Linked DNA regions of Homo sapiens: regions 2, 3 and 4 are each linked to region 1. The links are chromatin loops, found by intact Hi-C in ENCODE. Cell type or tissue: mammary epithelial cell. All regions are shown on one strand. Each heading gives the region's core, and the rest is flanking DNA. Links, peaks and the distances in the headings are about the cores only. Region 1 overlaps GPR161 (G protein-coupled receptor 161). Region 2 has its middle 29 kb from the start of RCSD1. Region 3 has its middle 41 kb from the start of TBX19. Region 4 has its middle 8.9 kb from the start of GPR161.

Region 1 (7,660 bases), core at 979-5,978:
AAACTGAGGCTAGATTAGATACTTTTTCCAAGATTTCCCAGGTAGGAAGTCAGGGAGTCAGCTTTTGGTCTAGGAATGGAACTTTGAAACCCACGCCCTTAACTGCGGTTTGTCTCCCTCCCCGGGGTGGTGGAGCAGCAGCAGGCTTGTCCCCAAGGTAGTCCCCAGGCCTGGCTCCTCAGCTGACTTTTTTTTCTGCCTTCTCCCTCAGAAGCTGCCAAGAACTCGATTCTTCATGTGAAAGCTGAAGTACACAAGTCCTTGGACAGTTACGCAGCAAGCTTGGCCAAAGCCATTGAGGCCGAAGCCAAAATCAACTTATTTGGGGAGGAGGCTTTGCCAGGGGTCTTGGTTACAGCACGGACTGTCCCGGGGGGCGGCTTCGGGGGCCGCCGAGGCAGCAGAACTCTTGTGAGCCAGAGGCTGCAGTTGCAGAGCATCGAAGAAGGAGATGTTTTAGCTGCCGAGCAGAGATGAGGGCCTCAGGGTGCCGTGGGGCTGCAGCCTGAGAGGCTGGCCCGGGGAGGAGTTCCCATCACCGCCTGTGCCGCGGCCTTGGGAGCATGTCACTGTGTACAGCTGGCCACACACAGGGAAGGAGCAGCATCTGGTATGCAGCCACCAGGACAAGGACTGAAAATAATGTCTACAGTCCACAGCTTCAGCATTTCCAGAGACCACATGTGAGCTTCTTTTAGGTCCCAGTGATGGGACCAGAAGCATCTAAAGCAAAAAAAAAACCAAAAAAAAATCTAGAGATGTGGCTGTGGCTTTTTGGGAGGTGGGGCATGGGAGGACCAGAGACGAAGGGCTTGGAAGGAGACCCCCACATGCATCATTTCCTCCTCTTCACAGTGTGCTGGGAGTCCAGCCGTGCACTGTGCCAGATGCCTCAGGAGGAGAACCCTCCCCAGTGTACTGTGAAGGATGACACAGCACTTCTTCCTAATGACACGCGACCGTCCTGGTGCCTCTACATGGTTGATGCGGGCAGTGTGGGACCCTCAGTTCTAGGACTGGTCCGCAGAGAAAGCACCCAGGAGCAGAGCGCTTCGGAGCGGTCCTCAGTGGCGCCACCTGCTGGTGCTAATAGGGACAGCCACAGGCCTCTTGCAGACTGGCCCACCCTGCCTACTTCCCTACTGACAAGTTCTTTGGTATTTCAAAAGGGAGAAACCACTATAAAAGACAAGAGGAAGGGCAGGTACTAGGTGTTTCATTTCCAGAATTAAAAAAAAAATCCATTTAAGACGTACCACTGTTTTACCGGACTGAATGGGACTGTAGTGCCAAGCACAGCCAGGAAATAGAGAAACTGTTATTATGGAAGGGAATTTGTTCACATGGGAAAGCCTCATTAAATAGATTCTATGTGTGATGTTTGAGTGACCAATGAAAATAGCTGGCCTCAGTTCTGCATGGCACACTCCCAAGAGCAACAGTTACTATTATCACAAGCCTGGTATAAATAAGATAGAAGCAGCCCTGGACCCACAGCCAGCAACCTGGGTTATTGGCCCAGCTCTGTCTTTGTGTGCACATGTCATTTGGACATCTTGTCACCTTTCTAGGTCCTCTGTAAAGTGGGAAAACAGAGTGGAGTTGGATTGAATGGTCTCCAAGATCATTTCCAGCTCTGACCTTTGGTGTTCTCAGGATTTGTAAAGCAGAGATAGGTAAAACACAAAAGCAGACCCACGGACCGACCTTTGTATAACTTTGGAGTGTGGTTGCTCATGCACATGTGAAGTGCAGGCAGATCAAGGTTCTGTGGCTTTGTCTGCCCTGTCCATTAGAGCACAATCTGGATAGAATGCCAGCCACCAAGATGCATGAGGGGCAGGGTCACCATCTCAGAAGGGGAAGCACAGGAATGTGATTGGGATGGTTAAACCTCTCTTCTCCTCCCTTTGTGCTGGAACAGCAGTTGAAGTTTGGTCCTGGAGTAATTGCTGTGATGACTTGGGAAGCCACTGATCTCCTCTTGCGTCTGCCCTTGGCCTGCATCATGACTAAATAAGTTCAGGACTTCTCTGCTTTGGTTGGCAGAAGGTAGATTCCAAGGAGATCTTGCTGGTTGCTGAGAGGCAGCTGTTCTAGAAAGTGAATTACCCTTGTGGTTTTTTCTTTGGGGCCCAGCTAGCTCCTGGTGAGGTTGTGTTTTTGTGTTGTGTGGCAGAAACCAATGGTTAGCTGGTCCCCTGGTCTGCAGTTTGTAAAAGACCTTTCATGAGGCCTGGAGTCTTGCTACCTGTGGTGATTGAACTCAACTATTCTGGGTCACCTGGATGCCAGGCGCTGGCCTAGCTTCTGGATGGGAGTGGGAAGGAGCAGAGGGCAGGTTCACCTGTGCAGGTCAGACACTCTGCTTCCATCACTGGATGGCATTCCTACGTCTGCGTGTGGTTCACGTTTTCTATATATATTCCCTGTATATATTTTTTTCTAGCACTTGTCTACTTTCTGAAGGGACCATATTCCTGATCAACTAGTGTGCACAGAGGTGGAACAGGGCAGAGAGACCTTTATCTCTAGGATGGGTTGCTGGTTAGGTGTAGGCATTCTTGAGTGCAGCAGCTTGGCTTTGAAACGCAAGGGTTGGAGAATGTTCCCCTGACTGTACTAGACTGGGCTCTAGGGAAAGAATCCTGAGACAGCCCCCCACTCCCCCACTGACCCCACACTAGCTGGGCTATTATAGAATTTAATCTAAATCTAGAAATACTGCATTTCACAAAATGATTCACTGTGTTTCCCTTTTTTTACTGAGGTCCAATTCATTTAGTCGTCTACCAGACACTGCACATCCAGTGTATGCGAAGCACCAGGCTAGGCTCTGTAGGCAATACCACTAAAGTGTGCACTCTGATTTAGGGAGCAGGACCTGTGGATACCGATTCTAATAACTAGCAAAGTCAAGTCGTGGTTATAGAAAGAAGTGTGGCTTCAGAGGGAGGTGGGTATTTCCAAATATGGAGTTAGGGATGGCTCCATGAGGTAAGTGACAGTTTGAGCTAAGTCTTGAAGGATGCTTGGCAGCTAGAACCATATTTTCCATATTCAGGAATTCAAATTTGCCTTTATTCAGCTAGAGAGAAAGAGAGAAGGGGGTGTGGGGGAGAAGGAAAAGAGAATTTTCACACATTTTGAAGTTCCTGAGAGCATTTCTGAGGATATCTGCCGTTAGTGCAGAAGGTCGAAACCCCAAGTGCCCCCACTAAACCCAGGCTCTTTAGCTGTAAACTGCCATGCAGTGGCAGGCCTGCAGCCTTCCTGATGGGACCACATGGACAGTGGCACATGGGACATTTGGCTACTCGTTAGCTTAAACAACTCAGTCCTGTGTCTTCTGGTTTTGACAAGACCACATTTAGGACTGCTGCCCACCTCTGCCTCTTTCATTGAGATTTCCGCCTTATTGGGTCCCTGTGCTATGCCACAGATACCAGGTTTGGGGTTGTTTTGACCCAGAAGGCATTGGGAGTCCCACATTACAGAGCACACACACAGCTCAACACAGCCATTTCCCTGGCCAGAGGCACCAAGACTGAAGTTCAGGCCCTTAGACACTAGGTGGCAGCGGTGTGGCTGTGCAGAGCCAAGGATGAACCTGAGAGCTTGTTTGCCTCTGGCTGGGCACTCTTGTTTTGAATTCCTTTGCCCTTATCGTGTAGTCCACGGCCTTGGTGACCAAGGACCACCTGGCTAGCCTGCTTACATGCATGACCCCATCCAGGTTCACAGGTATTGCCACTGAGTGATCTTAGGTAGATCACTGCTCCTGGAGAAGCAGAGTTGAGGAGTGTAAGACAAGGGCCATCTAGTGCCAATGTTCCTTGATTCTTATTTGAGGAGCTACTATGTGGTCTTTCTGTAAACAAGTGAACAACCAATGAGACTAAATATTTGCAATAGATAGGCTAAGGAATTTGGGTTGAGACAGGAGACGGAGGAAAAATGCTTTGATACAATGACAGATGGTTAGTCTCTTCAGATTTCCCTGAATATTTTCCATCCCGACAATATGCCTCTTAGATACTTGCAGATTAGACATGTCTCTGGATGGACCACAAGATACATTCACAACATGTGTTCAGCCTTGAGCCCTGGCTGTGTCCTGTCTGGAAGGAACTGAGGATGATGTGGCTATAAAGAGGAGGCAGTGAGCTGGCATGTGACTGCCTTCTGTGGGCCTGACCTGTTTGACATTTGAGGGCCTATGATGTGCTAGGTGCTGTGTTAGGTACTTCCAAATGCTTTATCTCATTTTACCCCAGTGCAAGTGTGATATAGTGAGGATGGTGAAGACGTGGGTATGGTTAAGTCATGAGTTCAGATCCCGTGCTTCCAATTACATGGGTGTTTTCAAACAAGTCACTACTTATGAGTTTCCTCATCTGTGAAGGGAAGTTTAGTCATCTGTTTCAATGTGGAGACACACAGGATTGAGGGAGTCCTCCGTCACAGGGTGACTGTCTGGATTCTATGAGGAAATACTTGGAAAGCATGCAGCACAATGCCTGGGGTGCAGCTGAAGCTGAGCCACTGGTGTTTCTTCACAGTATCTCTGTGGGGAGGGTGTATTATTCCTTTTTATAGGGATCTCTATAATGAAGTGAGAATCTTGAAAATATAAGTGTTATCCTAGATGGGAGGTGTTAAAGGTTTTTGCCTTGGGAATTTTGTCATATTTGTTGCACAGCAAGGAAGGACTTTCAGAAAAGCAGGGATGTGGTGAGGAAGAGCAGGCAATAGAGAGCAGGGAGGAAAGGCTAAGTAGCATCTGGAACTTGAGAAGTCTAAGGGAGCCAAAATGAGATTTTCTATTAAAAATGTCTATCCTCAGCCGGGCGTGGTAGCTCACGCCTGTAATCCCAGCACTTTGGGGGGTCGAGATGGGCAGATCACCTGAGGTCAGGAGTTCGAGACCAGCCTGACCAATATGGAGAAACCCCGTCTCTACTAAAAATACAAAATTAGTTGCGCGTGGTGGTGGGCGCCTGTAATCCCAGCTACTCAGGAGCCTGAGGCAGGAGAATCACTTAAACCCAGGAGGCGGAGGTTGCAGTGAGCCGAGATCGCGCCATTGCACTCCAGCCTGGGCAACAAGAGCGAAACCCCGCCTAAAAAAAGAAAAAAAAGAAAAAGTCTATCCTCTATGCTACTGGCCTGTTTGTACAAAGATAAAATCATTCTAATTTGTCCGGAATGACTATCAAAGATGATCAAATCCCCAGGGCCTGGTGTAACGTTCCAAATCATAGCACAAATACAGCTTGACCTTCCTTACAGTCCAGAAAGGACATTCTCCCTGAGAAATGCCCTTGGTTGCTGAGGACAGCTCTGTCCTGTAGTGACAGAGTGACTGCCTGGCTGTGGCTCTTGGGTTCACAGAATCCCTAATCCTCCAAGCCCCTAAGAGGCAGGGCAGGGATGCTACCCACAATATATGCAGAACCCCAGATGGAGCCTGTGGGAGAGAGAGGAAATTACCGTCTTCACTGTAGGCAAAGGAGAATGGCTGTGATTAGCCATATATGCCTATAAGAAGGAGCAGAGCCATACTGTCCTTGTGGGTTGGGAGAGGGGACACAGAATCCAGGGCAATTGTCTGAGGTCTCAAAGTAAGTTAAGCCAGAGTCAAAGCCAAACTCCAAGTCTTGGCCAAGGGGATGAGAAAAGCAAGGAGCTAGTCTTATAGGTCAAGGAAGATGAGGTATAGTTAAGAGTCATCAGTATCACAGAACAGGCCAGCAGGGCTTTATTAGGTATGTAGAACTATTATAAACCAAGGATCTTGGGAGATATTAATATCTGCTGGCCAGACCTAAAAAAAACTGAAGGCCCAAGGAAAGTGACTGGACTCACTGGAAAGTATCTAACAAATACTTTGGATTCCAAAGTATTTCCAATACCTTGAAGATTCCTTTGAAAACATCAAAGCACAAACTCAAATCTGCACAAGATTACAAAAGCACAATTTTGGTGTTATTTTTAGAATGCAATACACAAAGCTATGTTCATTTCTCTCAGCAAGCATTTTCCTGGGTAGTAGTAATAGCTTAGGAATCAAATGCCACTTTTGTTTTTCCTTTTTTCACTAGTTTGAAATACCACAAATCACAGGTGAGTCAGTCCTCCCAGAGGAAAAGACAGTCCTAGGGAGAATCACAGGCCTGGCAGACAAGACCACACTGAGAGCAGTAGAAGGAACCTGCATGCTTAAGGGACAGAGGACTGTGTTGTGTTCTCATAATAGACCGCTGGATGAAGAAGTGGTTAAAAACCAACCCTCGAAAAACAAAAATCCCTGGCTAATCCTGAAATATATTTAACTTGAAGTCTTTGGATGATTTTTTTAAGGTTAAAAAAAAGTTTAGGATTATTATAAATCAATATTTATAAATAAGCAACAATGTATTTGGAATTTTTGTTTACCTGATTAAATATGTTTTTGGTATGTGTATACTGTGGAAATGGTGAATTTGTACTTGGACTTGTGGTCTGTGGACTTTGTTGGGTGCCTCTGCCTTTCTCCCATTTTCTGCAGCCATATCCCTATTGTCAACCTCCCTTCCCATGGGCTAAAGCGAGGGAGACTGAGCAGAAAGGGGTGGATTACTGCAGAATTGGTGGGGGAGTGCCCATACCAGAGTCACCTGCAAATACTCATCCATGCATTTTCATAAATTCCTCCAAGGCAATTAAATTCAGATAACTGTTTAAATGACCTACTTCTCACCATGCCCAAGAAACACTCTTAACCCAGAGTTTTTATGGGAGCTATGCCCTGTCTATCCATCTACAGATGTATTTTCTACCCCATAATCAAAAGTCAAAGAGGGCAAGAGGCAGATTATCGTTACCATTGAGACTCAGAACCACCTCGGGGCACGAAACCCACCTTTTCCTGACCCCCTTACCTGCTACCACTGAAATCATCTTCCAAGTGGATGGTGGCCCTACGGTCCAGTTTGCTGAGCTTTCTGGGGTCCTCTGACACACACCCAATCTTGGAAGCAGCTGGCACTTGTGAATTCTGCCTCTGTAGAATGTTTTCTCTCTTTGCTGCCTCCTGACGGCTTGTCTGGCTTGCCCTGCTTCTGAGCAATACACACCATCAAAACTGCAAAATCACTGTGGGTGGGGGACCCAGTTCATTTAACAAATACTTTTTTTATTTTTTTGAGATGGAGTCTCGCTCTGTTGCCCAGGCTGGAGTGCAATGGCGTGATCTCGGCTCACTGCAATCTCTGCCTCCCGGTTCAAGCTATTCTCCTGCCTCAGTCTCCTGAGTAGCTGGGATTACAGGCACATGCCACCATGCCCGGCTAATTTTTCTATTTTTAGTAGAGGCAGGGTTTCACCATGTTGGTCAGCTGCTCTTGAACTCCTGACCTCGTGATCTGCCCACCTCGGCCTCCCAAAGTGCTGGGATTACAGGTGTGAGCCACCGTGCCTGGCCAACAAATACTTTAAAAAAAAATTTTTTTAGAGCAGTTTTAGATTCACAGCAAAACTGAGAGAAAGTAGAGTTCCCATAGCCCCACTCTCCCCCATCAACATCCTGCACTAGAGCAGATGAATACCATTTTGACTTTCTTCTATTGTTTTTCCTGACAGTTACTCCTTCACCCCACTAGTCCTCCAGTATCCTCTG
Region 2 (7,660 bases), core at 1,825-6,824, 480 kb after region 1:
AAAGACTCTTGGATTCTGCCAACATTACTCTAGGCCTCCACTCTCTGCTCACCAAAGCCTAAGCCCTGTGGCCTTAGGGCCGATAAGTCCTTGGATACATTTCCCAGTGTGTTTTTCCTTGGTGGGCCGGTGAGACAAGAGACGATGGGGGTCTTTACTGTACTCATGTGACACATGGCTGTTCTGCATGCGGCAAGGCAGAGGGGCTGGGAAGGAGGGAGAGTATGAAGTGTCTGTTTTGTGCCAAGCATTGAGCTAAGCCAATTGTCACAATAATCCTGGAGGCAGATACCATCATCTTCAGTTTATAGATGAGGAAAGCTAAGCTCAGAGAGATTAAATAACTGTGAACGGCAGAAAAAACCGAGCCGGAATTAGACTTCAGATCTTCTGACCTTAAGTCTGGTGCTCTTTGAGTCATGCCACCTGAAATCAATTTGAGAGAAAGGGCAATTGTTGGCTCAATTTTGATGAAATAAGAATTTGAGGGGACACCCTCTGTGTGCCTAAGGATGAGGCCCAACACAGGGAACAGAATTCAGGAGACTCTGCAAGGGCAGAACATACTGGTAACATGTCCTGCAGGCTTTAACTCCTATTCTTTTTTCATGATTGTTCCACAGTCTTCTTTCCTAAGGACTATTATCAGATCCATATACCCATGTTAGTTAGAGTAAATGTTAGGCTTCTGTAACAAATAAACCCAAAATATAATGGCTTAAACTTAAGTTTATCTCTCTCACATAAAATTCCAGGTGAGTGGTTCAGAGCTGGTACACCACAAAATGTCTTGCTCAGCTCCTATCATCACATCTTGCATCCCTACCATCAAGATGGAGGAGAACATGCAACTTCTTTTTAAGAGTCTGGCCTTGAGGATTGCACATATCACCTCTACTTATATCTCATGTTGTCCCAAACAATGACATGAACAATTGTAGCTGCAAGGGAAGTTGGGAAATAGAGTCTTTATCTGAGTTTCCATGTACACAGTAAAAAAACTTCTGTTGCTATAGAAAAGAGAAAAAAATTGGGGAGAACATAGAGGAGCCACTACTATAATAATTTTGGAACACTCTTACATGAATTGATAGGCCATTTATGTTTTCTTTAAGAAGTCTGGGCCAGGCGTGGTGGCTCATACCTGTAATCCCAGCACTTTGGGAGGCCAAGGCAGGCGGATCACCTGAGGTCAGGAGTTCAAGACCAGCCTGGCCAACATGGTGAAACCTTGTCTCTACTAAAACTACAAAAATTAGCCGGGCATGATGGCAGGTGCCTGTAATCCCAGCTACTTGGGAGGCTGAGATGGGAGAATTGCTTGAACCCGGGAGGCGGAGCTTGCAGTGAGCTGAGATTGTACCACTGCACTAAAGCCTGGGCGACAGAGCGAGACTTCATCTCAAAAAAAAAAAAAAAAAAAAAAAAGTCTGGATTATGTGGCTTAGAGCCACAACTCTGCTACTTAGATGTGATCTTGGCAAGTTGTGTAACTTCTCTGAATCTCAGATTTTTCCTCTGTACAATGAAGTGATGAAATTAGCCTACCTACCAAGCTCGGATATTGGAAGGCCCAAATAAACTCATGTCTTTGAATGCTGCATGTAAGCTGCAAGGTCCCATGAAAAGTGAAGTGCTACAGCATTGGGCCACCCAGAGGGGGGTTTTTGTTTTTGTTTGTGTGTTTGTTAAGCATTTGGTGCTGGTTCCTCAGCTTGGTTTAGGGTGAAAACCACATATCCAAGTCTTCTGTATGGTATTTCCACTCTCAAGGGAATACTTTAGCACATCCTATTCACTTCTACTGGTTAGCCTGCCTCTCTCCCCAGAGCCCTGCCACTCTTGTGGGCTCCCATCCTTCCCTTGGGTGCAAGTCACTGCCAACCCACCCCGACTGGCCACTTCTGATCCCTAATCACAAGTGGGTAATAAAGGCCCCGAAACTTACTCCTCCCGGAGTGGATTTGGGTGGAGGGCCCCGAAACAGGCCCTGCAGGAAGGAGCCCAGGAAACGGCCCCCGGCAATGCTAATCTGAGCGTTTTTCCCCAAGCATATGCAACAAACCTCAAAAGGCCACCTCGGCATGCTTTCACACCCCTAGTTGAGATTGTATGACAGTCAGCAGTGTGTGTTAGTTACAGCAGGACCAGTTGTTATCTATTAGCCTCTAAGCTCCTTAAGGAAAGAAGGAAATAAACCTTTTCTCAGCATCTATTATGCCTTAGGCTCATAAACAATGTGCCAGCATTTATTCCTCACCCAACCTCACTGCCAGGAGGAATTATGACCTCCTTCTTGGTAGATGAGGAGTAAGAGGTTGAAAGAGTACCTTGTTCAGTACCAGACAGTCATCAAGTGAAGGTGGCAAGATTTGAATCCAGGATCTGATGCCAAGTCTGGCTCCCTCCTATGACACCGTGATTAATCTGTACTGTAGTTGAGTGTGAAAAGGTGGAAACTATGTGTTCAGCCATTGTACCTTCCCTTGAGCACTAACACGATTTCATGCCAGCAGGGCCTCAAAAGGATTAAAGAGAATGGCATTTTTCACCATTTTATCTCTGACAGTGCACAGCACAGTTCCTGATACGTGAAACAGGTCATTATGATATTTATTGGACATACCGAAATTGTTGGACTGATATTTTTTAAAAAATCATAGCTGTATTTATTCATTCCAAGAGCTGAAGGTGAAAGTGCCTTGCAAAGCCTTCCTGGGAGTAAGGTTGTCAGGCAGATAAAACAAGCTAGTGAAATCAGGGAAAAGATTTCCTGGACACAACTGTTCATGCCAGGCTTCCTGGCGGAACCACAGCAGGAGTTAACCAAGGGTCTACTGTGGTTATTGCCTGAGCCACACTCACAGCCATGAATCTGTGGCAAAAGCAGATGGCACTTCCGGCAGACATCCCCCAGAGGAGAGAATTTTCCATGAGGCCTGTGTATGGCAGCCAGCCATCCTGGGTTTCCTGGCATGGTCCAATTTCCCATCTTTTGTCTCAAAGTCCTTAGAAGGACATATGTATGGGGTGGGTAAAGTCCTGCTCTTAGTTATTTAATTTATTTATTTTTACAGGCAGCCTCTCAAACCAGAGTAGGCTCAGAGAGACTCCTGAGTCCTGCTTTTGAATTTGGAAAATATGGTTATAGCAGGCACGTGGAAAGTGCCTTTTATTGCCTCCCACCTGCAGATCAAAGGCAGAGGGGCCGGCCTGCCCAGGTCAGCCTGTTTCACCCGGGAAAGGGAGGGCCATCTGCTCCAGTCAGGAAGCCCTGGGGAGCCTTCTAATAGAGGAAGCCCACCAGGGCCAGAGCAGGGCTGTGTCCTAAGAATTCAACAGTCCCCGAAAAGTCCAAGAAAGTGGTAACAGGAAAGAAGCAACAGCAGAAGCAGAAACTGCTCTTTTGATCTCATTGCGCAAAGGAAGGAGGTGACCCAAGGCCTCTTGTGACACACACAGAAGCACATAGAAGTATATTTGGGGAAGTGTGTGAGAGCTCTCCCCAAAGATGTCTTCAGATTAGAGGTCAACCCTGGGTGGCTGCCCTGGGGCAAGCTGGGATGCTCTTGTGGTTCAGCTCTTTCCACACTCAGACGGGGTCACTGCTGGGTAACAATATGCCTAGCAAGCACAGGTAAACCAAGCCAAAAGCCTATTTGTTTTCTAGGATCAGTCTGTTAACCCCTCAACTCCCAGCCCAGCCAGGCAGGTCCCTATGGGTTAAGCTTTGTGCTAGGCCTCAGGAGACCTTGGGTCTCATCCCGATCCCCTAAACAGCTCTGAAGCCTGGGGCACATCACTTTTTTCCTCTGACCTCAGCATTCTCACCGGTTCAGTTAAGGAATCAAGAAGGCTAACAGAAGTTTAGAGGGCTTACCGCACACTGGCTGATCACTTTGCCCTGAAGTGATTCAACACTAAAAAAGCTCGAAAGTGTTAGTTTTCTTCAGTTTGGTAAAATCTGTGTGATTCTACACATCCTATTCATTCATTCGCTTGCTTAAACTTGTCCTGAGCATCACTATACATCAGCACTGCTAAGTAACAAACACTATTAGTGTCTCCTTATTGAGTTCCAACTAAGTGTCAGGCGCTTTAGATAGATTACCCCCACTTAATCTTCCTCACAGATCTGTGAGGCAATACCTCCATTTTTATTTATTTACTTTTCTTTTTTGAGACAGGGCTTTACTCTGTCACCCAGACTAGAGTACAGTAATGCAGTCATAGCTCACTGCAGCCTTGACCTCCCAGGCTCAGTTGACCCTCCCGTCTCAGCCTCCCAAGTAGCTGGGAGTACAGGTATGTGCCACCATGCCCAGCTAATTTTTATATTTTTTTGTAGAGATGGTGTTTCACCATGTTACCCAGGTTGGTCTCAACTCCTGAGCTCAAGCAGTCTGCCCACCTTGGCCTCTCAAAGTGCTGGGATTACAGGCGTGAGCCACTGTGCTCAGCAATACCTCCATCATTAGAGCAAGAAAAGGTTAAGCAGCTTGCTCTAGGTCATTCATCTTTCATTCTCAGTCAGTCTCCAAAGCTGGTGTTTTAATACACTAGTTCTATCCCTGCAGAGCTAAATGAGATGAGGTCATCCTCATTTCAAGGAAGTTCCAGCTAGCAACCCTGTGGTCAGAAGGCCAGGTTGCAGCCCCGAGAGTCCTGGCATTGTTCATAGGGTACATTAGGACATGTCACACTTGGAAAACCTGGCGAGCCTAGAACACATAGCAAACCATTTTTCTCTGCATGTTCCTAGCCACGGTTCTGCAGACCTAGCTTCCCACATGAATATTCTTTCTGTACCATGAATATTACAAACTACAGAAATAGTGCCCTCATGTGTCAGGAGCACAACGCACCTTTGAACTCTGGAGAAAGGCACATTTTAAACAATCTTAAAACTATGAAACACTTTTGTTTTTGCTTCTTTTGTTTGTTTTCGCTTTTGCTTTCTATGTCTTTGAAGCATGCTGGGAAGAAATGATGAAAAATTGCTAAATCTGCAGAACTCCACCCAGAGGCAAATTACTAAGTACCAGGACCTGCAGGAGAAACTAAAGGGAAGTAATCTTGGAATAGTTGGTATTCTATGAATTGTGCATCTGTGGATTCAACCAACTGCGGATCAAAATTGTGTGAGAAAAAAATTCCACAAAGTTTCAAAAAGCAAAACTTGAATTTGCATGCACTGAGTACTACATTGAATCCAGGCAAATGAAGTGATGTGTAAGCATTGCATTAGGTAGTCCAGATGTGATTTAAAGTATTTGGGAGGATATGTGTACATTATATGCAAATACGATGCCATTTTTTTTTTTTTTTTTTTTTGAGACGGAGTTTCGCTCTGTCGCACAGGCTGGAGTGCAGTGGCGCGATCTCGACTCACTGCAAGCTCCGCCTCCCGGGTTCACGCCATTCTCCTGCCTCAGCCTCCCGTGTAGCTGGGACTACAGGCACACGCCACCATGCCCGGCTAATTTTTGTATTTTTAGTAGAGACGGGGTTTCACCGTGTTAGCCAGGATGGTCTCGATCTCCTGACCTCGTGATCCGCCCGTCTCGGCCTCCCAAAGTGCTGGGATTACAGGCGTGAGCCACCGTGCCCGGCCGATGCCATTTTATATAAGGGACTTGGGCATTGATACGGTTTGGCTGTGTCCCCACCCAAATCTCAACTTGAATTCTATCTCCCAGAATTCCTACATGTTGTGGGAGGGAACCAGGAGGAGGTAATTGAATCATGGGGGCTGGTCTTTCTCATGCTATTCTCGTGATAGTGAATAAGTTTCACAAGATCTGATGGGTTTATTAGGGGTTTCTGCTTTTGCTTCTTCTTCTTCTCTCTTGCTGCCGCCATGTAAAAGGCGACTTTTGCCCTCTGCCATGATTCTGAGGCCTCCCCAGCCATGTGGAACTGTAAATCCATTAAACCTCTTTTTCTTCCTAGTTTTGGGTATGTCTTCATCAGCAGCATGAAAATGGACTAATACAGTAAATTGGTACCAGTAGAGTGGGGCGTTGCTGAAAAGATACTCAGCAAATGTGGAAAATGTGGAAGCAACTTTGGAACTGGGTAACAGGCAGAGGTTGAAACAGTTTGGAGGGCTCAGAAGAAGCCAGGAAAATGTGGGAAGGCTTGAAACTTCCTGGAGACTTGTTGAATGGCTTTGCCCAAAATACTGATAGCAATATGAAAAATAAAATCCAGGCTGAGGTGGCCTCAGATGGAGATGAGGAACTTTTTGGGAACTGGAGCAAAGGTGACTCTTGTATGTCTTAGCAAACAGACTGGTGGCATTTTGCCTCTGCCCTAGAGATTTGTGGAACTTTGAACTTGAGAGAGATGATTTAGGGTATCTGGTGGAAGAAATTTCTAAGCAGCAAAGCATTTAAGAGGTGACTTGGGTGCTGTTAAAGGCATTCAGTTTTAAAAGGGAAACAGAGCATAAAAGTTCAGAAAATTTGGAGCCTGACTATGGAATAGAAAAGAAAAACCCATTTTCTGAGGAGAAATTTAAGCCAGCTGCAGAAATTTGCATAAGTAGCAAGAGCCTAACGTTAATCCCCACGACCATGGGGAAAATGTCTCCAAGGCATGTCAGAGGTCTTCACTGCAGCCCCTCCCATCACAGGTCCGGAGGCCCAGGAGAGAAAGTGGTTTTGTGGGCCAAGCCCAGGGTCCCCGTGCTGTGTGCAGCCTAGGGACTTGGTTCCCTGTGTCCCAGCTGCTCCAGCCATGGCTGAAAGGGACCAACATAGAGTTCAGGCTGTGGCTTCAGAGGGTGAAAGCCCTAAGCCTTGGCAGCTTCCATGTGGTATTGAGTTTGCAGGTACACAGAAGTCAAGAATTGAGGTTTGGGAACCTTCGCCTAGATTTCAGAAGATGTACGGAAATGCCTGGATGCCCAGGAAAAAGTTTGCTGCAGGGGCAGGGCCCTCATGGAGAGCCTCTGCTAGAGCAGCGCAGAAGGGAAATGTGGGGCTGGAGCCCCCAAATAGAGTCCCTACTGGGGCACTGCTTAGTGGAGCTGTGAGAAGAGGGCCACTGTCCTCCAGACCCCAGAATGGTAGATCACTGACAGCTTGCACCATGTGTGTGGAAAAACTGCAGATACTCAACGCCAGCCTGTGAAAGCAGCCAGAAGGGAGGCTGTTACAGAGGCAAAGCTGCCCAAGACCATGGGAACCCACCTCTTGCATCAGCATGACCTGGTTGTGAGACGTGGAGTCAAAGCAGAGCATTTTGGAGCTTTAGAATTTGACTGCCCCACTGGGTTTCAGACTTGCATGGGCCCTGTAACCCCTTTGTTTTGCCCAATTTCTCCCATTTGGAATGGCTGTATTTACCTAATACCTGTACCCCGATTGTATCTAGGAAGTAACTAGCTTGCTTTTGATTTTACAGGCTCATAGGTGGAAGGGACTTGCCTTGTCTCAAATGATACTTTCGACTGTGGAATTTTGGGTTAATGCTGAAAGGAGTTAAGACTTTCGGAGACTGTTGGGAAGGCATGATTGGTTTTGAAATGTGAGGACATGAGATTTGGAGGGGCCAGGTGCAGAATGATATGGTTTGGCTGTGTCCCCACCCAAATCTCAATTTGAATTGTGTCTCCCAGAATTCCCCCATGTTGTGGGAGGGAACCAGGGGGAGG
Region 3 (7,660 bases), core at 1,187-6,186, 240 kb before region 1:
CTCACTGAGCCTCTACAATGTAATGGGCATTTGTGTAAGTTGCCAGAAATACAAAGATGAAGGAGACACAGGGCCTGTCCTTGGGGAGCTTCAGCCAGTGAAGGAGAAAGATGCCTAAAAATATAAAACTGAGGCAGTTACAAAAATCAAGACCTTCAGATGTCTACATTGTCAATTGACCTTGGGAAAGACCACCAACTGATACAAGAAGAATTATGTGGAAGGTTCTCCATTTTTGTCTAGGCTCTAGGAGGAAGAAAAATTGTTCCTTGATAGTTTAAAATCTCAAACTGAGATCTCAAATTTAGGGGTGGATAGTTTAAAATCTTGAACTTGAGACTGGATTTAGCACTGGTTCAACATGTGGAGACAAGAAAACCCCAAGGTAAGAAATTAACATTAAAATTGGTCCTGATCTGATCTGGTAGATTGTTTTGTTTTGTTTTGTTTTTTTCAAAAATGGCCATAAGAACATTTCCCATGCCACATGCTCTTCTTACGAAATCCCTTTGACATATCTGCTATCAAAAGATGGAGTCCACTTTCCCTCACCCTTGAATCTGGGTGAGCTGCAACCATGACAGAAGTGATACCCTATGCCTTCCAAGGCTAGGTAATAAAAGGTAAGACAGATTTTTCTGGCTCTCTTCTGGATGCTCACTGTTAGAACCCAGCCCCATGCCATGAGCCCAGTCACTTCAAGAGGACACATGTAGGCTGTAGGCATTCCAGCCAACAGTTCTAGCTGAGGTCCCAGATAACATTCAGTGTCAACCACCAGACATGTGAGTGAAGGAGGCTTTATATGACTCAGCCCCCAGGCTTTGGTTCTTCTCAGCTAGGGTCCCAGGTACCACGGAGTAGAGACCAGCCGTCCCTACTGTGCCCTTTTTGAAGTTTTGTCCAGTAGACTCCATGAGCTAATTAAATGGTGGTTTTGTGTCACTACACTTGAGGGGGTTAGTTATGCAGCAATAGCAGCTAGAACAAATGGTGATACGTCAGAGGTACAGAATGAAAGCAAATATAAGCCATTCTGAAAAAACACTCATGACTCAAATCACAGGCAATGAGAGAGACAGAGACAGAGAGAGAAATCCTCCAACGAAGATGAGCTACCCATCAAAAGTACAAATATACAATAAGAAATCATTCATGAGTGTGAGTCAATAGACACAATAAACTGCAGAATTAGATCCCAAGAACTTTGAATAATAGTATGATAATCAGACCAGCATATAAAATGAGTATATTTACAATTATTTAAATTTTTTAAAAAACAACAAGCAGTTGTAAAACTTAGGAATAGTTTCACTGCTGCAAATAACACAAAACCCAAAATAATTTACTTTAAGATAGAAGGTTATTTTGTCCTATGAAAACAAATCCCAGAAGTAAGAAGTCTAGGGCTGATATGATAACTCAAAGAGTATGGTGAACTCATAGTCCTTCTATCTTGTGGCTTCTACCTCATAGTTCAAGATAATTTGATTCTCAAATTGTGGCTTCTACCTCATGGTTCAAGATAACTGCTCAAGTTCTAATTATTACATCTGCATTCCGCCAACAAGCAAAGGGAATCCAGGCTAAGAAGTTCTCAACCCTCCCTTTAAGAGCACTTCCTGGAAGTCACACCGTATTGGAGCACATTATTTGTGGCTTCAGCTTTTTCACAGGACTTTCAATGTCTACAGAGGATAAATGTGAGGGAGGGAGGAAGGATAGAATTTGTATGCTCTTGGGTCTTTGCATAAAAACAAGAATGTAAATATCACCCCATGGAGGCACAGAACTGGGAAGATGCTTTTCTACCCTGGTACATTTTAAGTGGATTACACTGAATTATTTACACGGACAGTTTGCTTATACTCTGTACTGGGTTGAATAGTGTCCCTCAAAATTCATATCCACCCAGAAACTCAGAATTTGACCTTTCTGGAAATAACATATTTGCAGGTATAATTAGTTAAAATGAGATCACACTGGATTAAGATGGGCCTTAATCCAGTGACTAGTGTCTTTATAAAAAGAGGAAACAGACAGACACACAGGGAGAACACCAGGTGATAATGGAGGCAGAGATTGGAGTACGGCATCTACAAGCCATGGAATGCCAAAATTGCCAGCAGCCACCATAAGGCAGGAAAAGGCATGGAAATAGCACACACATCTGTAGGAGAGGCTGGGAGGTGCCTTGATTCTATGTTGCCAGAAATGACATAACAATTACATTCATTTAGTACCAATGTTTGTTAGCTATATACTCTGATTGCCTTTTCATACAGTGATTTTTGTAATATTATTTTCCATAGAGAAACTAGAAAAGTAATTTAGTCTATCTCTAAAATGACTAATCAAGATTTAACGTGGTGGGATTTGGGGGTATTAATATTTTAGAACGGTTTCTTTCCATGTCACAAGCAGTTGTTGCTAATTTCATGTATATTTCTAAAATTGTCAAATTTAGGGAGACTTGTATTAAGTTTCTTTTATATCCGAGACATTACAAGTGTATTTGCTGCTTATGGTGTTGCTAAGGGTTTCTGCCTTACAAACACAGGACTTCTAATACATACATTTTTAGAACGCCTATCAAAAAGAGAAATAAAGTATGGTGTATTGCCAGACATGGTGGCTCACATCTGTAATCCCAGCACTTTGGGAGGCCGAGGTGAAAGAATTACTTAAGCCCAGGAGTTTGAGACCAGCCTGGTCAACATCATGAGATCCTCATCTCTACGAAAAATAAAAAAGATTAGTTGGGCGTGGTGGGACACATGATGTAGCTTTGTAACACAGGGTGATAGCAAGATTGGAAACTTATTTATTACTGCTTACATTGTAAATTGATGCAACCAGTTTAGAGAACAATTGAACAATACCTGCAAAAGTTGAGCTACACGTATTCTAAGTCTGGGATTCTACTTGGAGGTATCTACCCTGCAGAAACTCTCATGTATGTTCACCAGAGAAATGTACAAGGATGTTCATTGCGGCACTGTTATATTAGATAGGAGTTCTAGAGTACTAGAGCACTGTTGACTATAGTTAACAGTATTATATAGTTTCAAATAGCTAAAAAGAGGATACTGAACATTCCCAACGCAAAGGAATGATAAATGTCTGAGATGATGAATATACTGATTATTCTGATTTGATCATTTTACCTTGTACGTATCAAAACATCACTGTGTACCCCATACATATGTACAATTATTATTCATCATTTAGAAAATAAAATTAAAAAATAAATAAATCTCTACTCACCCAGGCCCTTACACAGTGGCATTTCTAGAACCTTATTTCCTTTTGCCAACGGAGCCTCCATTCCAGGCTTCCTCTCTTTGGCTCCAAAACTCACAAAGGAGCCTAAAGTTGGTCTTTGGATACACAAAAGATTCACCTATATTTCAAAATAAATTCTAACTTATTTTGTTAGACATAAGTGAACAGCTGTCTAAGGTATTTTAAGGTATTATATATTAGTATCTCTGCAAGACAGTACTTTGGTAAGTTATAAGAGGTGGTCATTTCTCAATCTGCTAGAACTTTAGGCTATTGTGACTTAAAGTATTTTCTCAGTTGGGGTGCAAGGCTTATTACTGTGATTTTCATTTCTGGCTACAGGAGGGATGTAGCAGTTGAGACTGAGAGAAGGAAGTGGTAGGGTTAAATTGAAAAGTATTTCTGAGGTAGCAGAGACCAGGCTTAGTGGCTAATCAAATGTGGCAAATGAAAGAAAGAGACTTAAGTACCTGGGTAAATGGTGATGTCATTCATCTACCATCATCTATAATGGGTAATATAGAAAGAGAAGCCATTATTGAGTTTTAGGTGTGTTGACATTGAGGCACCCATAGGACACAGAGTGGAAATGTCCTGTAGGTGGTAGTGTAGTATACATGGAATCCAGAATCAAGAGAAGAGGTCTAGCTGGAGAATATTTATAAGCTCTTAGCACTTACATAGAAACTTAGAGTTATGAGCTGAGCATATCATTCGAAGAACATATAGAGCAGTAGATTTTAATTTTGGGGGGATGATGGATCCCACTGGAAATCTAATAAAAGCTATGGATCCCTTCCCCTCACTTTTTCTCTTCACCTCCCAAAAATTACCCTAAGTGTATATAAAATTCTGCGTATACCAAAGACCTTACTTATGAAGTTGCTGATGTCTCAGGTTTATGTACAACTCTGAGAACATTCAAGAAAGTGCTGCCTGGCTCACACTTGTAATCCCAGCACTGTGGGAGGCCAAGGCAGGTGTATCACCTGAAGTCAGGAGTTTGAGACCAGCCTAGCCAACATGGTGAAACCCCATGGTGTATTTTTAGTCTCCACTAAAAATACAAAAAATTAGCCGGGCATGGTAGAGCACATCTGTGATCCCAGCTACTTGGGAGGCTGAGGCAGGAGAATCACTTGAACCCTGGAGGCAGAGGTTGCAGTGAGCTGAGATCACACCACTGCACTCCTGCCTGGGTGACAGAGCCCAGGCTGCCTCAAAAAAAAAAAAGAAAAAGAAAGAAAGAAAAAAGTGCTCCCCAAGCCCTTATTCTACCCTTATCCCACGTATAGTGTAACCTCTCTGGACTTATGAGGCACTAGCCCACATGGAAAGAGATCAGGGCACTGGAAGAACGCTTTGCTTTCTCTACTTCCTATCTCCTCCCTATGTAAACCCATTGATGAGGTTCCTACCTCTTAAACAACAGTTAAATAATTGATCCTGGGCAATGTCATCACCACACCCCCAGGACCTCCTTTGGAACGCCTAATGTCTGAACTGATGAGTAAGCCCTATCCCTGTGTTTCAGAGTGCTGTGAGCCTGCATGACTCACCAACTCTGATTCTTGATCTGTTTTGTGAACTCCCACTAGTTCTGGGCCATGCTCTGGGCCTTGAGTTTTACAATAACTTTAAAGATGAAAATCTTAAAATCACATGCCAAAAAAAAAAGTGAGAGACAGAGATCACATGCTATTTTCCTAGGTCTCAGATCATAGCCAAGTATTTGGCGGGGTACATTTGATTGGGCTGGGAGAGATAAACAGGATTGTCTACGATGAAATAAAACAGCTGCTTTTACTGCAACCAATGCTTCTAGCTGCTCTACATAACAGTTTGCCTTCTGTAAATAATTGTGCTAAACAATAGACCCACCTACAAGATGCTAAGAAAAGTGCAACCGTAGGAATTTAAGGCCAGCTGTTAGCTTTTCTACTCTCTCTGCTCATCTCTGCCCTATCTCTTTTCAGAAAAATATTCATTCCCCATGTGGTCAACACAGCAGGATTCTGGACTCCACAAGTACGCGTCCAATGTTACAGGTTGACCAACTCATCCTGGGAAAATCCAGGCTGTCTCCATTTTAAATTGAAATGGAAATTTTATTGGAAATAAATGGAAATTAATGGAAAGTTTATTCCATTTAAATTGAAATTTTAAATTGAAATGCCTATATCCCAGGAAGCCCCTCAGTCTGAGGCACTGACAAGAAAGTATCAATGGTCCCTATATCTTATCCTCTCTGCAGAGCAAGAAATTTATGGCATCATCTTGCTGGTAACTGACTTGGCAGCAGGCTGACCAAACAGTAGCATAACTTACACATACGGGCTCCCAATTCAAAGTCTAATCAATCATTATAAAGATTACAAAGTCCTTCTCCCTTTCATCACATTTGTGAACTTTAAAACTGCAAAGTTAAGTCTTGGATTTCTGAATGCTTTGGCTACAACACATTTTTGTTTTGTTGTCAATAAGTGCACTTTTTTAAATGTCTATCCTAAAATCAATCACCTCAATACCAATCAATATTTGCCAGGCTTCATTAGATTTTGAGATCACATTGCTCTTAATCAAATTATAATGTGCTCTTACCCACATTCTCCTTCTCCAGGAAATTCAGACTTTCACCAGAATCTGCCCCAAAAGGTTTCTGGAAATGCCCTAGAGATGCTATCCAGTCCTTGGAAGACCAGCAATCTGCCACTAGGCCCCAGATGGTCCCTGGCCCATGAAGCCCTGCTCATTCCACGATCTCCCTGTCTCCCGCTTTCCCACGCCCTACGCCCAGCCTCCTCCCAAGTGTGAACACAGACTCTTTTCCCTAATCGCCACCGCAGCCCTGGGAATCTGATGTAAATGTAACAGGAAACCAAGGGGAAGTGCCAGCTGAGTAACGTAACTGCTCCTGCTTGGGACAATCCTCAGTACAGGGTGACATTGGGTTGTGAATGGGAACAAAAACTTCATCGTCAGGTAGGTCTGAATTCTGCCCCTACTAGTTGTGTTACACTGAAAACCCCATCTACGCTGTCTGAGCTGGCTCCCTCCATCTGTAAGACGAGGAAAATGATAGATAGTATCTATCCCATACGAAAACTCATACATGAATGTTCAAAAAGTGGAAACATCCCAAATGCCCATCAGCTGATGAATGGATAAAAAAGATGTGGCTGTATTTATCAATGGAATATTACTTGGCAGAAAAAGGAATGCAGTACTGATATACGCCACAGCATCAAGGATCCTCTAAGTGAAAGAAGCTAGTCACAAAAGACCATACATCACATGACTCCAGCCAAATGAAGTGTCCAGAATGGGAAATCTATAGAGAAAGAAAGGAGATAAGTGGCTGCCTAGGGGAGGGGGTGGAGGTGAGTAGGAAGGAAGTGGGCAGTGACTATTAATGGGTATAAGCTTTCTTTGTAGGGTGACAAAAATGTTCTAAAATTAGATTATGGTTATGGGCACACAACTCTGTAAATATACTAGAAAAGTCCAATGAATTTCCCCTTTAAATAGGCTGTGTAAATTATATATCAATAAAGCTATTAAAAATAATAATCTGTCTGGGCCCGGCGGTTCATGCCTGTAATCGCAGCAATTTGGGAGGCCGAGGCGCGTGGATCACCAGAGGTCAGGAGTTTGAGACCAGCCTGACCAACATGGTGAAACCCTATCTCTACAAAAATACAAAAAAATTAGCCAAGCATGACGGTGAGCGCCTGTAATCCCACCTACTCGGGAGGCTGAGGCAGGAGAATTGCTTGAACCCAGCAGGCAGAGGTTGCAGCGAGCCAAGATCGTGCCGCTGCACTCCAGCCTAGGCAACAGAGCAAGACTCTGTCTCAAACAAACAAATAACAACAAAAAAAAACTTTTCTAAAGAAATACGATCTTATAAAGACACAACTTTGACAAAAATATACAAAGAACTTTTTATCAAACCAAACATGTTTCCCCACCTAAAATTTCCAAGTACTGCTAAGGATTATTTCTAAAAATTCTGGATTAATACCTGTGGGGTGCCTACCATGTACCTACCAGGCACATGTGCAAGGTGTTGGAGGTACAGCAATGGAAGACAGTTTTTGTCCTCAAGTATAACCAAGACAGTCATCCACCCTGTAATAACACAATTAGCCATTTCTCTAATTTAAATTTCTAACTCTAGTAACCATCAACACCCACCTGCTCAAGTTAACAGAAATCCATGGAGTATCCTCAATCTCTCATGACTTCCTGTCATTACAACCCTGGACATTTTCCCCCAACATATCCCACTTAGCAACTTTAGCCCAGGCCCCAAGTGTTAACGCTTGAGGATCCACTCTTTTAACCCACACACCAGCCATTTTTCTCAAGGCAT
Region 4 (7,660 bases), core at 1,378-6,377, 63 kb before region 1:
TCTCATTGTGAAGAACTTTCAGTGTCTCTGATTTTGCCTGTGTCCCACCTCTCCTCTCCTCACCCTCTCCCACCAAACAATACAAATCTCCCTCAAAACTTAGGAGTACAAAACCTTGCTTGCCTTTTGGAAAAAAGGAGAGAAAATACTGAGAGCACAATACAGATGGCTCTTTTTTTTTTCTTTTGGATAATTCCACAGCAGTAAAACCTATATATATATATATATATATATACACACACACACACATATAGATATATAGATGTATATATAGATATATAGATATATAAATATATATACAAATATCTATCTATCTATATATATAAACACCACAATATATTAATCTACCACAAATAGATAACTTTTCTTAGGAGTCTGCTGCATGGCAGGGGCTGTAGCAAGCCCTTTACCGATGAGGTAGGTACAATTACCATCCCTATTTTAGAGCTGGAGAAACCAGAGCTTAGAGGGGTCAAATATCTTACTTAATATCACAAGTAATAGAATCAAAACTCAAGCTCAAGAGCATCTGGCTGGAACATCTGAGTTCTTTTCACTACACCATATAAGGGAAGTAATGCTTCCCCACTAGAGTCCAGAGCAGCAGTTTCTTTTTTCCTTTCTCTTCAGACAAAAATCGAAAGCAAAACACTCTACATAATTACAGATTCCGTATTAAGTAACACATCTAAAAAGAAATTTACTCTTAGTATCATAAAAAATGAAATGAATTTTTACTCGTCTTTGTCACCTTCTAGAACTTTCCATTTGCACACTTAATTTTTACATATTTACCACAATATGAGGTAGAATTTATAGTCCACATTTTAAATTGCTATTATATTATACTATGTCACAGTCTCATTATTTTAATATATTCTATATATTGTATATATTATATGTAAATATATCATATTTACATATTTTTATTTCATACACACATCATTATGTTTCTATAGTCTTGGTACTCTTTTCCTTACAACATCCTTGCCCTCTCTTTGTGCCCACACCTCCCCATAAACAGAAACAATTAGAGTCTAGTGTGTATTTTCCCATACATTTCTTCATGGTCACACAATCATACAATAGCACAAGTATTGAGAAATTGGCCATTATTTGTTTCCTATATTTCTTACAATACATAGTTTGATACACTTATATACTCTTACAAAAGACATGTCTTAAGTTATTGCTGTACTTTCTTAACAATATACATTGTAAAAATCCTTCCAGGTCAATTGATATCACTTCAACTCTTTCTTGTTTAATAATACAATCTACTGTGTGGTTATTCTACAGTTTATTCAATCTTTCCTCTATAGATGGACATTTACGGCTCACTGCAGCCTCGACCTCCCAGGCTCAAGCCATTCTCCCACCTCAGCCTCCCAAGTAGCTGGACCACAGGCATGCACTACCACACCTGGCTAATTTTTGTATTTTTGATAGAAATGAGGTTTCACTATGTTGCCCAGGCTGGTCTCGAACTCCTGATCTCAAGTGACCCACCTGCCTTGGCCTCCCAAAGTGCTGGGATTACAGGTGTGAGCCACCGTGCCAGGTCTCATATATTTTTCTGTACTGGTGCTTTTCTTTCTTTTTTTTTTATTTTTATTATTATTTTTTTGGTTGTTTTTGTTTTTTGAGACGGGGTCTCGCTCTGTAGCCCAGGCTGGAGTGCAGTGGCGCAATCTCGGCTCACTGCAAGCTCCGCCTCCCAGGTTCGCGCCATTCTCCTGCCTCAGCCTCCTGAGGACTACAGGCGCCCGCCACCACGCCCAGCTAATTTTTTTTGTATTTTTAGTAGAGACGAGGTTTCACCGTGTTAGCCAGGATGGTCTCGATCTCCTGACCTCGTGATCCACCCGCCTCGGCCTCCCAAAGTGCTGGGATTACAGGCATGAGCCACCGCGCCCGGCCCTGGTGCTTTTATTTCTATGGGATAGAGTCCCAGGATTAGAATTTCTGGGTCGAAGGGTACATATTTGTTGTAATTTAATAGATATTGCCAATTGTCATGTTCATGCAAATATATACTTTTATTAACGGTGTAGGAGAGTGCAGCGTCCTAGTTCCAAATGCTAATCTGAGGACAATTCACCTCCGGAAACATCCATCTAGAGGTGTTGGAAGAGAACCAGGAATATGGATAGTTTCAAAGCTCTACATGTAGTTGTTTTGTTTGGTATGGTTTTTTTGAGATTGAGTCTCGCTCTGTCGCCCAGGCTAACGTGCAGTGGTTTGATCTCGGCTCACTGCAACCTCTAGCCTCCCAGTTTCAAGCAATTCTCTTGCCTCAGCCTTCTGAGTAGCTAGGATTATAGGCTCCCACCACCACACCCAACTAGTTTTTGTATCTTTAGTAGAGACAGGTTTTCACCATGTTGGCCAGGCTGGTCTCGAACTCCTGACCTCAAGTGATCCACCCGTCGTGGCCTCGCACTCGCAAAGTGCTGGGATTACAGGCGTGAGCCACTGCGCCCGGCCTCTACATGTTTTTTTATTTTTATTTTTTGAGTCTCTCTTGTTGCCCAGGCTGGAGTGCAATGGCACAATCTCGGCTCACTGCAACCTCCGCCTCCCAGGTTCAAGTGATTCTCCTGCCTCAGCCTCCCAAGTAGCTGGGACTACAGGCGCATGCCACCATGCCCCGCTAATTTTGTATTTTTAGTAGGGACGGAGTTTCGCCATATTGTCAGGCTGGTCTTCAACTCCTGAGCTCAGGTGATCCGCCCGCCTCGGCATTCCAAAGTGCTGGGATTACAGGCGAGAGCCACCGCACCCGGCTTCTACGTGTAGTTCTAATAGGTAATAGGGTTTGGGAGTCACAGGTTCACTTCACTGTAGGGTTTATCAACAGGGAGGAATAAAGGGCAGGGATCAGGAGAGCTGTTTGATGTGGATTCCCTTTTCCAAAGAGAGCTTAAATTTAAACTTTTTATCTTATCTCCAAATAACGTTATCAGCAAGACACCCAGACAGGACTGAGGAGAGAAAATATTACTCATTCAACCTTAAATGTACGCCTCATTACCCATCCACCCCACTGATAATAGTTAATTTTTTGTTGTTAGCGCAATTATATGGAAAAGCATTACCATCTGGGATGGAACATTTTAAATTCTGTTAAAACTATACCTTATGTGTGACATACGGCCACCATTCAAACGGAAATTGGAGCAATTTTTTCAGTAATCCTGTATTATTTTTCTGTAAAAATACTATTGTTTATATCAAAATACTTCAATGATTCTAATTTTTCTGCGTAAAGAAATTACTGCATTGTACTGGAGATTATTAAAAGTATTTATTTGCCAGAAGTAAATTTATTTGCTAGAAGTAAATATTGAATGTTTTAGAAGCCTCTATTGGCATTTCTCCTTTTTTCTTCTCTTTTCTGTCCTTTTCTCTCCCCACTTCCCTCTTCTCCTCCCACTTCTTCCTGTCCCTTCCTCTCCCCCAAACCCCCCACCCCCCCACCCTTCCCCGCCCCTCCCCTCCCCACCCCTCCCCGTCCCTCCCCACCCCTCCCCGTCCCTCCCCACCCCTCCCCGTCCTTCCCCACCCCTTCCCACCCCTTCCCACCCCTCACCGAGGCTGTCAGAGTCGGTGGAGGCCCTTTCGCTCTCTGAGAGGCTCTTGTTCACCAACCAGCAGCCAGGTCCACCTGGTCTTGGGACTGGGCTGCTGCAGTTCCACCATTGGCCACTAGGGGCCCTCTGCCTCCCCGGCCTAAGGGGAGAGGAAAAGAATGTCTTTTTACTTTTCTAACGTTCCTAGTAGAAATGAGTCTCATGGGTAGTTTCAAAAGAAAATTCTCAAATAAACCAGGGGAAAATAAAGCGAACTAAAGAAAAGAAGCTCCAAATAACAAACATAGTTTTCGACCTTAAGGTGACTAAAATCTACTCCTGGTTGTCTTGACTGACACAGCTAACTGGGCACAGCCTTCGTTCCTCTCTTTCCTCATTAGAGGAAGCACAAGGCACAGATAAAATTAAATTGACCGTGATACCAGGGTTAGAAGGAGCCTCGCTGCCTCTCAAAACTTAGTTGTTTAGCCAGCATCACCTCTCTTTACATGACCTTGGGGTCATTCTCCCAGCCCCTGCCCCTCCACCCTGGGAAGCTTTTCCTCTGCAACCATCCTGATCTCTGACTCCATCCACTGGTCCAAAGGGAAGATCTCCCAGGCTTCCTGCACCAGCCTGGGGGTGTTTCTTTAGCCCTCTCAGAGGACTCCGTGACCGTCCACACAGGAAGTTTGGTCTCTTCAGCCCCTTCCCTTGGAGTATCTGACCCTTAATCCGCATCTCACTGTGGGGTCACAACCATCAACAAGCCTGGGCACAGTCAGGATCAGAATCCAGGTCTTTGGACTCAACCCATGGACTGATGTTTACACCACAATCCCTCCTTCAAATGCATGACGTGATTTTAAAAAAAAAGGCAATGGCAGTAAGAACAGAAAGGTATGAATTTAATACACTAACAATAATAAAGGATCTTGAGTTCTAAAACTGAACAAATTAAGTGTGTAGAAAAATAAGTACACCTATGCCTTCTCAGGTGGTTCAGTTTTTACAGAAAAAAAAAAAAAGGATTTTCCCCAGCTTGCAGTGTACTCATTTTCAAAAACTCCGTTTTTCATGACAGTATACTTTCCATGTATCCTGGACTTAGATTCCATTGCTGGTCAACGTCAATGGCTAAAAGACAACTCAAAATTAGCACAGTAGCAAACTGACAATAGTGGAGAGAAAGCCTGCTCAGGGTGAAATCATAAGGTGGGCAGGAAAGTGATGGTAACATTTCTCAATCTGTCTCCTATTCCATTGGGTCATTCTCTTAGCTAGTGGTCAACTAAGTCAGGAATTGTTGCTTAAAGTTTAACATAGACATTTTTTGACTTTCTTTTCTGCTCAACATTCATCCACCATTGCAAGATTTATTTAAGAATACTTCCTAGATGGTGCTGAATACTTCCCATTACATTCCGTTCTTGTGTGATACTAAGATTGATCGGTTCTCCATCAACTATTCACTTAATGGTTTTAGTATACATTGATCACCATTGCCTGCAATAGTTATTTCATTAAGGGTTGCAAAATGGTGATTTTAAAATTCTGTTCTTCTTTGTGCATTTATTTGTTGGAATTTTTCTATTAAAAAGAACTTTCCCTAACTACTCTTTGGTCACACTGAATGCAATTCGTATAGGAAAAGTGGAATAAATGTTTGATTCCTTCCTTTTATTTACTAATTTTTCAGAGGAATGAATTGGTTGCCTAGCAATCACCAATGGTGACCAATTTTTTCAACTATAAACTCAAAGATTTTTCTATGTGGATATTATCTTAGTCAGTTTTCTGTTACTATAACTTAATACCTGAGCCTGGGTAACTTATAAAGATAGTGAATTGATTTCTTACAGTTATGGAGGCTGGGACATCCAAGGCCAAGAGGCTGCATCTTGCTGAAGGCATTCTTGCTGGCGGGGGCTCTCTGCAGAGTACTGAGGTGGCACAGGGCATCACATGATGAGGAGGGTGCATGAGAGAGAGCCATTGCAGACCTGGCTTCTTTAACAGACCCATTTTTGTTATAACTAACCCACTCCCATGATAACCTATTAATCTATTAATCCATTAATCCATTAATGAGTTAATCCATTCATGCGGGCAGAGTCCTTATGGCACAATCACCCCTTAAAGGCCTCACCTCTTAATACTGTTACATTAGGAATTAAGTTTCAACATGAGTTTTGGAGGATTCAAACATTCAAGCTTTAGCAGGTATGTTCCAATCCATTGCAACTCTTCTTTTTTTTAGAGATGTGGTCTCACTATATTGCCCAGGCTGCTCTTGAACTCCTGGCCTCAATTCTTCTACTTCAGCCTTCCAAAGTACTGGGATTACAGGCATGAACCACTGTGCCTGGCTTCTTATTCTTTTTGATGTTCAAATTGTCCCTTCAGATCAGCTCTTGTATCTTTTCAAAATGACCCCATTGGTCTTTGAAATCTCTTTTCTGGTACACAAAGATATTCCAGATTCATTTTATATGTTTTGTTTTTTTTTTTTAAAAAAAAGCATATAAAGTTCAGACCTGGAATAAGCCATTTCTGCAAGGAGCCTTAGTTCCTCTTAATGAGAAGTGGTATTTTAAGACTACGTCTGCTTGCTAGCAGTGTTCATTGCTACAGGAGTGCTCACTCCTTCTGTGTTCTCATTTCTTCTTGCCTTTTGAGTGGTTAGGGTTGGCAAACGCAAATTATTCTTTGCAGGTAGGTTTTTACTTACCTATACACTTTTATATTTTTTTCCTTGCGAAAAATCACAGGTCCCACAACATAAAGGTAATTACTTATTTGCTTTTTTCTATGTGTGTGTGTATTTTTTTCTTTTTTTGAGACGGAGTCTCGCTCTTTCTCCCAGGCTGGAGTGCAGTTGCACGATCTCGGCTCACTGCAAGCTCCGCTGCCTGGGTTCACGCCATTCTCCTGGCTCAGCCTCCGGAGTAGCTGAGACTACAGGTGCCCGCCACCACACCCGGCTAATTTTTTTTTGTATTTTTAGTAGAGACGGGGTTTCACTGTGTTAGCCAGGATGGTCTCGATCTCCTGACCTCAAGATCCGCCTGCCTCGGCCTCCCAAAGTGCTGGGATTACAGGCATGAGCCACCACGCCCGGCCTTTTTCTATGTATCTTAATTGTTTCAGACAACAATACCAGAGTACCACTGACATAAGAGAACTGAGTGAGATTGAGTTTTGTTTTTTTTTTGAGATTCTTTTTGTCCTAAGAACATATCCCACTAGGAAAGTGCCATCAAAATATTATATTCTAAACTCACTTGAAATTTTTGTTTTGAGCCGGAGTCTCACTCTGTTGCCCAGGCTGGAGTGCAGTGGCAGGATCTCAGCTCACTGCAACCTCCATCTCCTGGGTTCAAGCAATTCTCCTACCTCAGCCTCCCAAGTAACTGGGACTACAGGCATGAGCCACCATGCCTAGCTAATTTTTGTATTTTTTTTTTTAGTAGAGATGGGGTTTCGCCATGTTGGCCAGGCTGATCTCGAACACCTGACTTCAGGTGATCTGCCCACCTTGGCCTCCCAAAGTGCTGGGATTACAGGCATGAGCCACCGCACGCGGCCCAAAAATTTGTTTTTTAAAAACTTCTTTAAAAATGATTTTTCTTTTTCTTTAGAGACAAGGTCTTGCTATTTTGGCTAAGCTGGTCTTGAACTCCTGGGCTCAAATTATCCTCCCACCTCAGCCTCCCAAAGTGCTGGGATTATAGGCACGATCCATTGTGCCTGGCCCTGAAATTCTTTATATTGTTGTGGCAGAATTGGAAGATAGCTTGACAAAGATGCCCTTTCCTAATCCCCAGGACCTTTGAATATAATGAGATATCATTCCTAGGATTTTGTTGTTTGATACAGTTGACCTTACGACAGGGAATGTAGACCTGATGTATCACATGAATCCTTAAAAACAAAGAGCTCTCTCTGGCTGAAAGGGGAATTAAGAGGAAGCCAGAAAGGTCAGGGTATGAGAAGGATTTGACATGCCTTTGCTGACTTTGAAGATAAGGGGACCACATGAGGAAGAATTGCAGGCAGCCTCTGGGAGCAGAGGGTGGCCCCACTGC

What was found. A loop is a pair of places that touch in the nucleus more often than their neighbours do. Peaks named below come from ENCODE experiments on the same cell type or tissue, not always from the same donor. Only the 100,000 strongest peaks of a DNase experiment are listed, where the experiment ranks them.
Region 2: a loop joins it to region 1, with 3 times the contacts of the local background. A loop is called at or near these places in 11 of 110 quality-filtered maps.
Region 3: it touches region 1 in a loop (5-fold over the local background); 20 of 110 quality-filtered maps call a loop at or near these places.
Region 4: it touches region 1 in a loop (2.0-fold over the local background); 48 of 110 quality-filtered maps call a loop at or near these places.

The regions. Positions count from the first base shown.
Region 1 is chr1:168,078,348-168,086,007 of GRCh38, reverse strand. GPR161 (G protein-coupled receptor 161) reads left to right here. Exons shown (of 6, transcript NM_001375883.1): 6 at 212-6,466. The coding sequence ends at 477. Among named protein-coding and RNA genes, the nearest start is that of GPR161, 55 kb to the left of the region's middle. RefSeq lists an enhancer at 1-471 and a silencer at 3,423-3,717. In mammary epithelial cell, for the core only: CTCF peaks have their summits at 1,075 (motif pointing left) and 3,561 (motif pointing right); DNase peaks (open chromatin) are centred at 3,577 and 4,427; H3K27ac peaks cover 1,112 bases.
Region 2 is chr1:167,597,413-167,605,072 of GRCh38, reverse strand. No RefSeq gene overlaps it. Among named protein-coding and RNA genes, the nearest start is that of RCSD1, 29 kb to the left of the region's middle. RefSeq lists an enhancer at 3,307-3,456. In mammary epithelial cell, for the core only: a CTCF peak has its summit at 4,833 (motif pointing left); a DNase peak (open chromatin) is centred at 4,702.
Region 3 is chr1:168,318,322-168,325,981 of GRCh38, reverse strand. No RefSeq gene overlaps it. Among named protein-coding and RNA genes, the nearest start is that of TBX19, 41 kb to the right of the region's middle. RefSeq lists an enhancer at 4,697-4,991. In mammary epithelial cell, for the core only: a CTCF peak has its summit at 3,882 (motif pointing right); DNase peaks (open chromatin) are centred at 3,891 and 4,811; H3K27ac peaks cover 297 bases.
Region 4 is chr1:168,142,033-168,149,692 of GRCh38, reverse strand. No RefSeq gene overlaps it. Among named protein-coding and RNA genes, the nearest start is that of GPR161, 8.9 kb to the right of the region's middle. In mammary epithelial cell, for the core only: a CTCF peak has its summit at 3,707; a DNase peak (open chromatin) is centred at 3,692.